Regions from separate parts of the Homo sapiens genome. Here region 1 is linked to region 2. A link is an interaction called in ENCODE POLR2A ChIA-PET data of the cell type or tissue named here. Cell type or tissue: GM12878. All regions are shown on one strand. Each heading gives the region's core, and the rest is flanking DNA. Links, peaks and the distances in the headings are about the cores only. Region 1 has its middle 55 kb from the start of MCF2L-AS1. Region 2 overlaps MCF2L (MCF.2 cell line derived transforming sequence like).

Region 1 (7,149 bases), core at 707-5,706, 140 kb before region 2:
GCTCTGTTGCCCAAGCTGGATGGAGTGCAGTGGTGCAATCTCAGCTCCTTGCGGCCGCCGCCTCCTGGGTTCCAGCTATTCTCCTGCCTCAGCCTCCCAAGTAGCTGGGATTACAGGCATGCACTTTGACACCCCGGCTAATTTTTGTATTTTTAGTAGAGATGGGGTTTCACCATGTTGTCCAGGCTGGTCTCAAGCTCTTGACCTCAAGTGATCCGCCCGCCTTGGCCTCCCAAAGTGCTGGGATTACAGGCATGAGCCACTGTGCCTGGCCACGAAATGAAGAGATTTTACTACCTGAACCTTAAAACTGTTCCTGAGAAATCACCAAGAAGACTGACCAGCAAATGAAAACCTGGAAAAAAATTGCAACAAAGGATAGATATTTATCTATGCATCTGTCTTACATAGCAGAGTGAAAAGGAGGCACACGTTCATAGAAAGTGAATATAAAGCTTGCACAGAAATAGGCTGACCTGTTCAGTTTAAAGAAATGTAATGCTGACCACAAGGTCTCTTTCTCTTTCCATTTTTATGGCCAAAAATTCCAAGCCTGCTGGTAGGAATGCCAGTCCTTATCGATATACTGGAAAACAACTGATGTCAGTAAAAGTCTTCAAATATTTTTAGTTTTCGTCAGCAATGTTCACTTCTAAGAATTTAAAAGAAGAAAATGATAAAAATATTGTCACAAACATTCATGAACAAAGGTGATCATCACAGCCGTTATTTATAATTATGAACACTTGCAGGAAAGCAAAATTACAGCAGTAAGGGTTTGGAAATGATTTAGTTGTTGAGATCATAATTCTCCCTGGCACATCTTACACTATAATAAGTGAAATTGCCAGTTATAAAAACGATACACAGTCTTCAATTTTGTAAACACCAAATATGTGCAGTTTTGTAAAAGACTTAAGATATGCACCTAAATATAAATGTTTTTAATCATACATGTGCCATTTGTTGTTCTTTTTGTTTTTCTGCATGAGGAAACCTTCTTATCTATGTCAGAATAAATGCTTCTTAGAAAAGGAAATTAGACTGAAAACAGGCACGAGGGGGGCTCGGGCTTCCTGCCCCCCGGTCCCCTGGTTTGCCGCTGACGCTAGTGGAGAGCTCTTCTCGCCTTCACCTTCCTGGTGGCTGTCTCGCCGGGACTGTGCCGCTGGTGACCTGGGGGGTGTTAATTACCTAACACTTTTCAAGGGGAAAATATTTCGTGGGAGAATTCGTCTGAAATTCTGCTGGAGGCACCTTGGAGAAACAGCTGCGTGTAAATGAAGCCGCAGCCAAAACGCAGGCCAGGGGGCCCAGCACTTTCCCAGAATTTGGGGGGTGGGGGCGGGGCGGGGGTGGGGCTGACTCTCTCGCCCCTGCCCTGGGACCTGGCCGCTCCCCGGCGTCAGCTGGTGCATGCATGGTGATGGAGCTGGTGTTGAACCCCCGCGGGTCTTCGGGAGCTCGTCCTGGCGGTGGGTGGCGAATGCCAAGGCCCCCTCAGGAGCCTAAGCCCAGCTTTATTTTCCATACCATGTCAGTGACTCCAGAAGACCCAGAGGCTGGGTCTGGTCAGAGGTGATGGCCAGAGGGAGCCCGTTTGCAATGTCCCACGGCCAGGATGGGTCTGGCTGGCGGAGCCCTGTGTCTACACACGTAGCCTTGGGTCCCGGGGTCTGTCTGCAGCTCCGCCCGGCACCGTCCATGCAGGGTGTAGACCCAGACACTCTCCTGCCTGGGAGAGCGGCCCAGCCGCTAGTCCTGTGCGCCCACCAGGTTCTTCTCTCCCAGCGTGGCCGCCATGTTGGCCGTGATCCCCGGATCCTGCCTGCTGCAGGCTCCTCTGGGAATGGCCCGCCCACCATGCTCCTCTGAAACCCTCCCTCACTTCCAGAGACCTGGGCCCCGGGCCTCACCCAAGCCCCTGCTGTGGTCACCCGGGCTGCAGGCGTCCTCTCAGGTGTCTCAGCCGTGGGCCCGGCACCCCCTTCTGTGTTCACCTCCTTCCCCGAGGCCGAGGGCGCGGCGGGCCTGCGCCAGCCTTTCCTCACAGAATACCCGGGACCTCACACGGATGCGCTGAGCAGCGATTTCTTCCGTCTTCCTCTCTTCCGACTTCTTTCCTTCTAGAAACAAATGTGATCTTTGGTTACTGGGTTTTCCCTAAACATTACTGAGCTGTGTCATCAGAACTTAGACTTCAGGTACCTCAAGGAAAAGAGGTTCTGTTTAGCAGCAGAGAAGAAAAAGGCTACACGCAGGCTAGGTGGCCAATCCGCCAAGAATAGGAATGAGATGAACTTTGAATTCTTTTTAAAAAGAAAAAACAATGTCTTCATTGAGTAAGTTCTACCCCACCCTCACCAAGAGTCACGTGGCTGGGGAGGTGGCCGTGCATGTGGCCCAAGTCCCTTGTTCTGTGAAGTTTCCCATCCCCGGGCCCAGCAGTCACATCCTCAGAGTGTCAGTTAACATGTGTCTCTGTCCCCTGTGTTTAGTTTATTCAGAACCTGAACCAGCTCCAGGAGGACACCTTTCTCTTCAGGCAATTTCAGAGTGGTGCTCTCCATCTCAGGAGTGGGTAATGTCTGGGTGTGAGTGTCCGGGGACATTGGCAGCCACAGGTCATTGTTGCTTAAATCTATTAATTTATTCCTTTTTTTTTTTTAGATAGAGCCTCGCTCTGTCACCCAGGCTGGAGTGCAGTGGTGCAATCTGGGCTCACTTGCAACCACTGCCTCCTGGGTTCAAGCAATTCTCCTGCCTCAGCCTCTCAAGTAGCTGGGATTACAAGCGCACGCCACCACACCCAGCTAATTTTTGTATTTTTAGTAGAGACGGGGTTTCACCATGTTGGCCAGGCTGGTCTCGAACTCCTGACCTCAGGTGATTCACCCGCCTTGGCCTCCCAAAGTGCTGAGATTACAGGTGTGAGTCCACCATGCCTGGCCAATTTATTCTTAAGAGCTGCAAATGTCCTCATTGTGTCATTTCTTTTTTATTTATTTGCTGGAAGTCACCTAATAAATATCCCCATATATATTTTATATCCTTCTTTTCTTATATAAATGGCTTGTGTCTTTGTGTGGCTGTGTGTGTGTCACATGTCTGTGTGTGTGTCTGTGGTGTATCTCTGTGTGTGTATGTATGTATGGGGTGTGCCTGTGTGTGTGTCTGTAGTGTATCTGTGTCTGTATGGGGTGTGTCTGTGTGTGATTGTGTGTGTGTCTGTGGTGTATCTCTGTGTATGTATGGGGTGTGTCTGTATGATTGTGTGTGTCTGTGGTGTATCTGTGTCTGTATGTATGGGGTGTGTCTGTGTGATTGTGTGTCTGTGGTGTATCTCTGTGTCTGGGTGTGTCTGTGATTGTGTGTCTGTGGTGTATCTGTGTATATGGGGTGTGTCTGTGTGATTGTGTGTGTGTGGTCTATTTCTGTGTCTGTATGTATGGGATGTGTCTGATTGTGTGTCTGTGGTGTATTTCTGTGTCTGTATGTATGGGGTGTGTCTGTGTGATTGTGTGTGTGTCTGGTGTATCTCTGTATGTATGGGGTGTGTCTGTGTGTGATTGTGTGTGTGTCTGGTGTATCTCTGTGTCTGTATGTATGGGGTGTGTCTGTGTGTGATTGTGTGTCTGTGTTTATGTGTGTGTGTCTTTGTGTGATTTTTTGTGTATATGGCAAACCCAGAACAGAACATTATCACTCACCTCACCTGGCAAAACAAAAAGCTTTCAGAGAGATGTGTGGCCGTCATGATGTCTCAGCTGCAGGCATTTTTCAAAGTTATGTTTGATGCAGCTGGCACCTTTCTTCTCGGGGACAAATGTGATCTTTGATCATTGAGTTGAGAATGAGTTTACTCAATAATTTTAAAATGCCTCGGTGTGAGAGGATGGGCTGCTAGTAAACATTTGTGGCAAATATGCGTTGTCTTTTCCTCCTTCAAGTGCATGGGGCAGGCTGCTTCTCTGCACGTCCATCTGTGGGTCAGTCTGTCCTGCCACCTCCCTTGCCCCAGGGCTTAGTGCCCTGTGTGGATCACGGCTGCCCCAGGGATGCTGGGGAAGGATTCAGCCCAACAAATAGATTCGTTGACGTCCTCTCAACGAATGTGTGCTTTTAAAAATGTCTTTAATTTTGCACTCCATTTCATACAACAGGTGCACATTTAAAACATTTATTTTTAAACAGCTCTGTCTTCTCAGCACTGCAGACTCTTTCTCGCTCACTTGACAGGCAGACGTTGGGACTATGTTCTTTTCCTGCCAAGAATCCATCAGCCCCCCAATGCCTGCACCTCGAGTCCAGACTCCTTAGCGTTGCGTTGGGACGTAATTCCCCGTTAGCATCCCCAGCCCCTTCTCCCCCTGTGAGCCAGCCTGGGTTCTTTTCTTTTTCCTTTCTTCCCTGTTTTCCTTCTTTCTTTTTTGGGTTTGTAATAAGTAATATACAGTCTTGTGGTTAAGAAATCAAAATAATAAAGAAGATACGGCTTGAGGATTCTTGCTCTGCACTGGTCCTTCCGCCAGGACCTGGTGCGTCCCCCAAGAGGGCCTTGCCATGTGCGAGCTGAGACACATGTTCACACTTTCCTCCTTTTTTGTACAAAAGGTAGCACATGGTAAATAGCGTCTGCACGCTTCTCCCCTCGCTCTGTCTTCGGGACTACTCCACATCCATGAAGAAGCAGCATCCTTATTCTCTTGCACAGTGGGCAGTGGCTACACTGTATTCACTCGTCTCTGCTGATGGGCACTACTGTAGTGGTGCAATTAGTAACCTAGTATACATGCCCTTCAGCGTGTGTACTGGTGTATGGATCTCACATTCCCAGAGGCTGAGTGAAAGAATAAAGGCTTTTTGACAGTATTCCTCAGGTACTCACACACTCGCTCTGTGAGCCACGTGATCATGGGAGCGGCTCCCTGCAGAGGTGTCTGATGGGAGAGGCTGATGTCCTTGTCTGATGGTTGCTCCAACCTGAGAATGGTGAGCTGCTCTCCCAATGCAGACTTTCATCACTTGCATCTCATGCGTGAGATTGAACTGCTTCTCATTTATGTTTTTATCTTTGTTTGCCCATATTTTAGCTGGGTTGCTAATCTTTTAATGTTTTCTAGGCGCTTTTCATAAATTAGGGAGTTTAGCTGTAGTGATGTGAGTTGAAAGTATTTTTTCAAATCGTCATTGTCTTGACTTTCCTTTTTTTTTTTCTTTTGCCACTTAAAATATGTAGTTGAATCTCAGTATTTGGGGGCTTCTGGATTTTGAGTCGTAGTTGAAAAGGTCTTCCTATTCTGAGGTTATACAGGAATTCACCCATTTTTTTCCTAATATTTTATTTCCATTTAAACTTTTGACCCACTTGGATTGATTTTGTTGTATGGTGTCAAGTATGGGTCCAAGTTTGCTTTTCTGACCTGGGGATCCTAACATCGTTCATCAAAATCTCCATGTTGGCCGGGCGTGGTGGCTCAAGCCTGTAATCCCAGCACTTTGGGAGGCTGAGGTCGGTGGATCACAAGGTCAGGAGATCGAGACCACCCTGGCTAACACGGTGAAATCCTATCTCTACTAAAAATACAACAAATTAGCCGGGTGTGGTGGCAGGCACCTGTAGTCCCAGCTACTCAGGAGGCTGAGGCAGGAGAATCGCTTGAACCCGGGAAGCGGAGGTTGCAGTGAGCTGAGATTGCGCCACTGCACTCCAGCTTGGGTGACAGAGCAAGACTCTGTCTCACAAAAAAAAAAAAAAATCCATCCTCACTACACGCATCAGCAGTTGCCACCATTAAAATAGATTGAATTTTCATACATATTTGAGTCTGTTTCTGGACTCCCTGTTCTGTCTCATTTCTGCTTGCCTTCCATTTTCCCACACCCACTACTTTAATTACTAGGGCTGGTGGTCTCGTTTCACTGCTGTCCTTGGTAAGAGCTTCCTGGACACTCTTGCTAGTGTACCTTTTCCTAGGAACCAAAGTTCCTGTTATCTAATTACATGATTGCATGAACAAATCTGCAGATAATCATGGTTTTCTTTCTTGTCAATTTTTGTGCTTCCCATCTCGTCCCGAGTGGATTGCCCAGCATCTCCTGGACGTGATTAAGTAGTAGTAGTGATGTTCAGGTTTGGTGATGCTGCCTTCTGTAATATCCCTATTCAATATTATACTGGCCTTCAGGCTGAGATGGGTACTTTGTTGTTGTTGTTGTTGTTGTTTTAATTTTTTAAAAATTAAAAACAGGCCGGGCGCAGTGGCTCACGCCTGTAATCCCAGCACTTTGGGAGGCCGAGGCATGTGGATCACAAGGTCAGGAGATCGAGACCATCCTGGTTAACACGGTGAAACCCCGTCTCTACTAAAAATACAAAAAAAAAAAAAAAATTAGCCGGGCATGATGGCGGTTGTCTGTAGTCTCAGCTACTCAGGAGGCTGAGGCAGGAGAATGGCGTGAACCTGGGAGGCGGAGGTTGCAGTGAGCTGAGATTGCGCCACTATACTCTAGCCTGGGGACAGGGCCTCTGATTCCGAGGCGACTTTTCCCCTTTCATTTCCTATTTTAAGTATTTGTCCCTTCTCTCTTTTTCCTTGATTAGGTTAGCGGATAGTTTATCTATTTATTGCTTTTGTTCCCAGAAGCCATTTTCAAAATGTAGTTCTACTGATTTTCCAATTTCTGATTCACTGATTTGTGCTTTTGCCTCTACTTCTTGTCCTTTTCTTTAGAAAATCTTCTGAGCTCCTGCTTGACTCACTGGTGTTTCATCAGTCTTTGGGGAGGTGGTGGGATGAGTCTCCGCACGTCCGCGCTCTCGCGTGCCTCACCTGTGAGGTCCTCTCCCTTCTCACCCAGCGTCACGCCCTGACCCCTCGGCTCCCGTGTCCTCTGACTTCCTTGCACCAGCACCCTGTTGAGCTCCACCCCTGCACTGGGGTCTGTATAGGTGGCTGTCATGTGTGCCGAGCATAGCTCAGTATAGCTGCATGAAGCGTTCCACCGGGCAGACGGTGTTGATCCTCCAGTCTCTGAGCCACAGTGGTCCTCCGAGTGGTCCTTAGAGTGGTCCTCAGGGCCACTCCCCGAACAACCAGCTCACGCCTTGCTTCTCCCCTCGCCCCCAAGGCCTCTTCCCCATCCTCA
Region 2 (7,149 bases), core at 1,404-6,403:
AGGCTGCCTGTCTGCCAAGAGGTGACCCAGAGCCTGGGTCCAGGCACCTGCATGTTCTCACGCCCGCCACAGCCCGTCCCTCCCAGGCTCTGGGACCCTGGGTCCTCAGCTGTGATGGCACAATTGCTCCAAGCATTCCCCAGCACCAAACCCCAGTGAAGTCAGATTCTCCCAGTGAAGTCAGATTCTCCTGGCCTTTCCTGGGTCCCGCGTTCAGACTACCTTTGGGTTCCCCAGCCTCTCGGTGGCTGCTGGCTGGTGCGCCAAGGTTTGAGGTATACTGAAAAAAGTCATTCCTTTCCCCGCACATTGCCTCATTCCTTCATCTTTTACAAGAATTAGAGGCCCCATATCTGCTCCGATGCCCACAACCTTCATCGTTTTGGTGCAAGCCTGTCCCTGAGCCGCTGGTTCTCATCGAAGTCTTTAGGATGAGGCATCTCCTTGCACCCCCACGGCACCTCTCTGCCCCTCGCCGCGGCGGATCCCCGTTCCTGACCCTGACTCAACCTGGCACACACCACCTATGGCATCGTTATCTGAAATAATTCAAAACGCTTCAGGATGCTTCCAAAAAAGTAGACGTGTATAGAATCGGTCTTCCTTTGTTTTAACAGTGCGTTCGTTTGCTTTTGCGTCACTATAAAGACGTACTTGAGCTGGGTAATTGATAAAGAAAGAGGCGTAATTGGCTCACAGTTCTGCAGGCTGCACAGGCTTAGCACCTGCATCTTCTCAGCTTCTGAGGGGGCCTCAGGGAGCTGCCAGTCGTGGTGGAAGGCAGCGGGGAGCCGGCATCACATGGTGAGAGAGGGAGCGAGAGAGAAGGGGGAGGTCCCAGACTTTTGAACAGCCAGATCTCCAGTGAACTTACTGAGCGAGAACTCACCCGTCACCAAGGGGATGGCGCTGAGCCATTCATAAGGGGTCACGCCCAGACTTAATCACCTCCCACCAGGCCCCACCTCAGCACTGGGAATCGCATTTCAACATGAGACTTGGAGGGGACAAAAATCCCATCCATATCAAGCATCCCCAGAAATGCAGAAAGTTCTTTAGATAAAAGCCATCACCAGCTAACAGCCATGTGTGCCTTTCATTATTGTACGTCTTAAATGAGTTTGCACATGAAGTCATAGGCAACTCTAAAAATTAAATCATAAGAACCCACGGGGTCAGACACACATGGACGGACAACAGATACTCTTGGGAAGCACCCATCCGTCCTGGGCGGGTCCCACAATGCTCCCAGCAGGCACGTCGTCGTTTAAACAACAGACAACACCGTTACAGCCGCATCTTTTATGCTTACCTGCCGCTGATATAAACCAGCCATCAGGACGACTCTTAGCAACACGTGGGTGTAGGAGTCGGCCTCCCTGCCAGGGCACTTGCGGTGTCAGGACGCACCTGGGTGCCTTTCATGCCCGTGGGGTCCAGGCACCTGCATCTTCACACACCTGCCACAGCCCGTCCCTCACACGGCTCATGCCTCACTACATGTGCCCCGTCCCCTCTGCTCACGCCTCGCTACGTGTGCCCCGTCCCCTCTGCTCACACCTCGCTACGCGTGCCCTGTCCCCTCTGCTCACGCCTCACTACGCGTGCCCCAGAGCCTCCGCTGATGCCTCGCTACGCGTGCCCCGGCCCCTCCGCTGACGCCTCGCTACGCGTGCCCCAGTGCCCTCGCACACACATCACCACGTGTGTGTCTCAGATTAATCAGTCACTCCCGGGTTAGATGACAAGAGCTTCCCCAGATACGAGGTTACTTTTTAAGAAATACAAAAATCATTTTCTAAAAGCAAAGTATTTCTGCGAGGTCACCCTACAGGATAGCGAAGCAGCCCACAGCAGACCCGTGATTTAGGTGTCGATCTTCAGCTGCCGAGTGTCCTGTTCCGTTCACCGAGTGTGTGATCGGATGAATTTCTTAAGCAGGTTGGCTCATCTTGAAAGCTCTGTCTTGTGAGCATCATAACTGAACAGTTAGTGTTTTAGTTTTTATTTTTGCATTGATTCTTACACCATAAAAATATGGCTTTTTCTGTCCTTCCTTTAATTCTCAGAATTGACCAACATTGGTTTGGAAGTAACAGAAGCCAGCATTTTCCAGCAAAATCACCCAGAATTCTCTCTGAACACCAGTGCTTTCTTGCTATAATAATTTACGGTCTTTTTTTTTTTTTTTTTTTTTGAGACGGAGTCTCATTCTTTCGCCCAGGCCGGACTGCAGTGGCGCGATCTCAGCTCACTGCAAGCTCTGCCTCCCCGGGTTCACGCCATTCTCCTGCCTCAGCCTCCCAAGTAGCTGGGACTACAGGCACCTGCCACCACGCCCGGCTAATTTTTTATATTTTTAGTAGAGACGGGGTTTCACCCACGTTAGCCAGGATGGTCTCAATCTCCTGACCTCGTGATCCGCCTGCCTCGGCCTCCCAAAGTGCTGGGATTACAGGTGTGAGCCACCGCGCCCGGCTTATGGTCATATTAATACACAGACTCTGTGTAGTTAGCACGTCCTGAGGCTTTTCTCTGTCCCAGGCACTGCCTGGGCATCACGGATGTGAGGGAGGAAGTGAGCAAGGCTCACCGCCAGCTGGGTGAGGACAGTTGAGGGGCATCACAATGGGGTCACAGGCAGGGGCAGCAGGGAGCAGCCAGGAGGGTGGCTGAGCCATGGGGAGGGGGCAGAGTTAGGCCCCACATGCCAGGCCCCATCCACCTGGGCTGTGACCCTGGAGAGGGCGTCTTCCTGTCCCCAGGCCCCTGCTACCCAGGAGCCCGCCGCCTCCAGAAGGGTTTGGTGCAGGAGGGGCATGAGAAACCGGCAGGAGATGATGATGGTGGACATTGGATGGGCCAGGAGACATGGAGCTCACAGCCCTGGTTTCATGAAGGAGAAGTGGGCCACAAGGCCAAGGAGGCAGGAGGCGGGCAGTGGTGGCACTGTCATAGGAGCTGGTTGTGCATGTGCTGAGGCTTAGAGGGTCACTGGTCAAGGGAGTGAGGGCAGCTGTGGACCCAGCCAAGCCTAGGTCCTGGGCAGACCAGGAGGGGTGAGGGTCTCTGCAGTGGGGAAGGGGTGGGTGGTGGGGCTGGCGGGGAGGCCCCAGGCTCTGTCCATGAGCCACGCACTCCTTGGAGAGGGCAGACCAGGGATGACCCCTTGGGCATCTTGATTCAGTTTTTTGGAAATGGTGCAGTTGACCTGACGTGGGGACACCAAGTAGTGGCTGCAGCGGGGCACCTGGACGCCAACCCCTGGGCTCCAGGCCTTGACAGCGAGCTTTGGCTGGCCTAGGCTTCCACCTAAAGTGGCTTTGGGAAAACTAGCACTTAGCAACAGTCCAGGCCAGCCGAGCCCTCAAGCAGGTTTCCAAACAGGCACAGGCTCCAGCTGCCCGACCCCACCAGGGTGCCCAGCTCATGGTGCTGCGGGCGCCACAAAGCAAGCCCGTGGCAGAGACTTGCCTCCAAGCGCTCGGCCACCGAGGAGGACGCAGCGCTTACATAATGTGCCGGGATCCGGGGCTATTTTTAGCCACCATATGTGCTGTCTTAAGAGCTGAGCTCTCCCTAATTTGGGGTGTTCTTTTTTCTTTTCTGGATGCCTTCAGCATGGCTTGGAATAGAAAAATTAGACATTGGAAGAGCCAAAATCCAGTGTTCCTAAAACCAGGCTCCCAATCGAGAGCAAGACCCATGTGATGCTGAGGGCGTGTGGGAGAAGGATAGGTTCACAGCTACCCACCCAGGGGGCAGAAAGATGAGATCCTCTGAGAACTCACGTCTCTTCTCCCTTAGGCAGTTGTGCGGTCCTCAGATAGAAGCATCTTTTATAAAATGCTGTTGCAACATCTAACCCTCTTCCACTGTACTGCATGTGTGAGTGTGTGAGTGTGAGTGTGTGACTGTGTGTGTGTGCGAGCGAGTGGGAGTGTAAGTGAATGTGAGACTGTGTGAGTGTGTGAGTGTGTGCGCGAGTGGGAGTGTAAGTGAATGTGTGTGAGACTGTGAGTGTGAGAGTGTGTGTGTGTGAGAGTGAGTGTGTGTGTGCGTGTTCACATTTTGGGAATTTGTAATAGAGTATATATATTCATGTTTAGAGCTAGCCTAAATCAAACTAAATCTAGATCCTCAAGTAGGTGGCTGGAGAAAGTGAATCTGATTTTTAGACTGCATGGGGCCACAACTCTCTTTCCTGTAACGCCGGTGCAGTCTGTGTGTGCAGGAAAGGTAGAAAACAAGGTGTCTGAGGGACCCCGGACTTCTAGGTCGTCCAGCAAATCTTTCACATTTGCAAAGTACGATTGTATGCGGCCCCCCTGTGCCAGCTACTGGGGCTCTGGGGAGGAGCTCACCGTGGGGGCGGTGGGGGCGGTGGGAGCCGTGGGGGCCGGGGCGGTGGAGGGGGGGGTGGCTGGGGGAGCGGGGAGGCGGGAGGAGCAGGGGGGGCGGGGGCGGGGGGGGCGGGGGGAGCGGGGGGGTGCGGGGGGCGGTGGCGGGGGGAGGGGGGCGGCAGGGGGCGGTGGGAGCGGTGCTAACTCCAGGAGGACTTCCCGGCGGAGGTGATGCTTGGTGAGAGCCTGACGGGAGGAGGAGTTGTCCAGATGGAGGGGGGCGAGGAGCTTCCCCTGGGAACACAAAGCAGCTGGCTGCCGAGGGAGAGAGGGCCAGGTCCGTGTGCCCCTCTCGGAAGAGGCGAGACCGTCCCCCAGGGCAGGGAACTGAAATGCGCGCTGCATAACTGCGGCGACACGGGGGTGGGGGACCCAGCTCTTCCCGGTGTGGCTGAGCTTTCTCAGAACACCGCTGCTGTGTGCAGCAAGCACCTGCCCAGGTGAGCACAGTCCCCCCGTGGTGGACAGAAGGGGACCAGGATCTGCAGGCTGTCTCCTCCGCACCAGCTGCTGTGGCAAATGCGTTTCAGCGCACCCTGCGCGTTCACCAACCGCCGATTACAGGGGAGGAGCTGGGCTTCGGGGCGACGAGGGAAGCTGCCGATGGGGTGGGGCGGCTCTGGGGGCGGCCTGGGCCTTTCTGTCTCTGAAGCCCGAGCTCTCTCCCTACTCCGGTGGTCCCAGGGCCACGGCGGTGGGCGGTGCCGGTCATGCAGAATATTGCAGGGGGAGGCAGCCCGTGAGGCTTCCACGACGCTGAGAGCGTCTATTTAAACGACTGTCCTTCATCCGAGGGTTCGCTCCTCCCACCTAAGGGTGGATTTGACAGCCTTGGGGTATCCAGCAGGGGTGGGAGATCCAGAGGCCCCAAGCCCTTCTTCACTGTGTATTTCCTGGAACATGGAATCCAAGGGTCCAATAACGGGCGGCACGAGCCACTTTGCTCTCTCTAAAGACCTCGGAGGCGACACAGTGAATAACAAGGTTGTCTTAGTCCGGGTCTGCTGCTTATATGTCAAGAGTATCTGAAACTGGGCACTTTACAACGAAAAAGAATTCATGCCTTACAGTTGAGGAGCCTCACCTGGTGAGATCCCTCTTGCTGGTGGGTCCTGAGGCGACGCGGGACCTCACCTGGCGAGGGGAGAGTGAGCCAGCCCAGGGCTGCCCCCGCTGCTTACAAAGCCACCAGGCCCCCACCCACCCCCACGACAGCCCGTTAATCCGAGAATCCGTGAATGGATGAATCCATTCATGAGGGTGGGGCCGTCCTGACCCAGTCACCTCTGAAAGGTACTGCCTCTCAATGCTGCCATGAGTTTCGAAGTTTGGTAGGGACGAACATTCCAACCACACCAAATGTATATTTCAGAATTGCTAAAAGAATCCATTTTAAATGTTCTCAGCACAGAAAACTGGTGAGTGGGTGAGGTGACAGATCGGTTAATTGGCTTGATTTAATCATTCCACTGAGGATACCTATAGCAAAACATCACTGGGTGCCCCGTAAGTAGATACAATCATGATTTGTCAGTTAAATGTAGAAACATTTTTTTAAAAAGATAAACAGAGAAAAAGAAAGAGCTCTGAGACCCGGGCTCGCTCAGCGGTTTTTTCTCGCAGAGAAGAGGAAGGAGCCCGGGGGTCCCTGGGACCAGGTGCCTCATGAGGCTCCGTGTGGGCCGTGGACCCTGCAGGCCACGCCGGCTTCCCTGACTGATAAACCCAGAGCCAGGCCTTGCCGGTGAGAGGCCAGGGACTGCTGGCTGAGCTTCTCCAGCGCTGCTCTTCACTCCCCTGGATGCCTGGAGCGAGACTATTTGCCTGGTTTATTTTTTTCAGCTTAGAGCTCGTTGCACGGAGTCAGAACCCCTGCATCCCGGTGGCTCAGGCATTTGAGTGAAGGTCGGATCAGGAGGGAGGGGAGATGCAGCTGCCCCACGCATGGAGGAGAAGAGCTGTGAGCTGCAGCAGCCTCGTGTCTTTTTCCTCTCAACTTTCAGTTCAGAAAAATTTCAGACCTACAGAAAACTTGGGAGAGTCTCACAGTGAACAAACCTCAGCTGTGGCCATAAACAAAGTGCCCATTCGTGTGTGTGTGTGTGCGTGTGTACAAAAACACACAGACATAGACACAGACATGTACACACATCACACAGACACATCACACAGACACAAAACACATCACATAGACACATACACAGACACACACATATATATACACATATACCCACACATACATCACATAAACACACACACATATCACACAGACATGCATACACTCAGAGACATACATCACACAGGCACAGAGACACACATCACACACAAACACACACATATATGCACATATACACACATCACATAAACACAGACACACACACACATTTTGCTGGTGAGAGCCGGCTCTGCCATCGTGTCAGTTCATCCCGGATTGCTGACATGGTGTCTCCTGAGTGGAGCTGCCCTCTGCATAACCACAGGCGAGTCTGCATCGCGGCCACACTGCCCTCTGGATGCCCACACATGGGGCTTTCTCCACGTGCCCCGTCATGTCCTTCCTGTATTTGTTAAAATCCAGGTCCAGTGAAGGACGGCGCCCCCGTCAGCTGTCCACCCTTCTCAGTCGTCTCTAATCCACCCAGTTGTTGGTTTTTGTTTTGCTTTCTGTCTTTTGTGAGATTGAGATTTGCGAAGGGTTGAAGCCAGTTGCTTTATGGAATATCCTTTCATCTGGTTTCCTTGTAAT

What was found. ChIA-PET counts read pairs that join two places held together with the same protein. Peaks named below come from ENCODE experiments on the same cell type or tissue, not always from the same donor. Only the 100,000 strongest peaks of a DNase experiment are listed, where the experiment ranks them.
Region 1: POLR2A ChIA-PET joins it to region 2 with 9 read pairs; 2 of 35 experiments call an interaction of 5 or more read pairs at or near these places.

The regions. Positions count from the first base shown.
Region 1 is chr13:112,909,667-112,916,815 of GRCh38, forward strand. It overlaps a transcript of MCF2L not described here. Among named protein-coding and RNA genes, the nearest start is that of MCF2L-AS1, 55 kb to the right of the region's middle. In GM12878, for the core only: no CTCF peak of the experiment used is centred there; no DNase peak of the experiment used is centred there.
Region 2 is chr13:113,046,262-113,053,410 of GRCh38, forward strand. The region is part of intron 4 of MCF2L (MCF.2 cell line derived transforming sequence like); the gene reads left to right. Among named protein-coding and RNA genes, the nearest start is that of F7, 56 kb to the right of the region's middle. RefSeq lists an enhancer at 4,223-4,809. In GM12878, for the core only: no CTCF peak of the experiment used is centred there; a DNase peak (open chromatin) is centred at 4,490.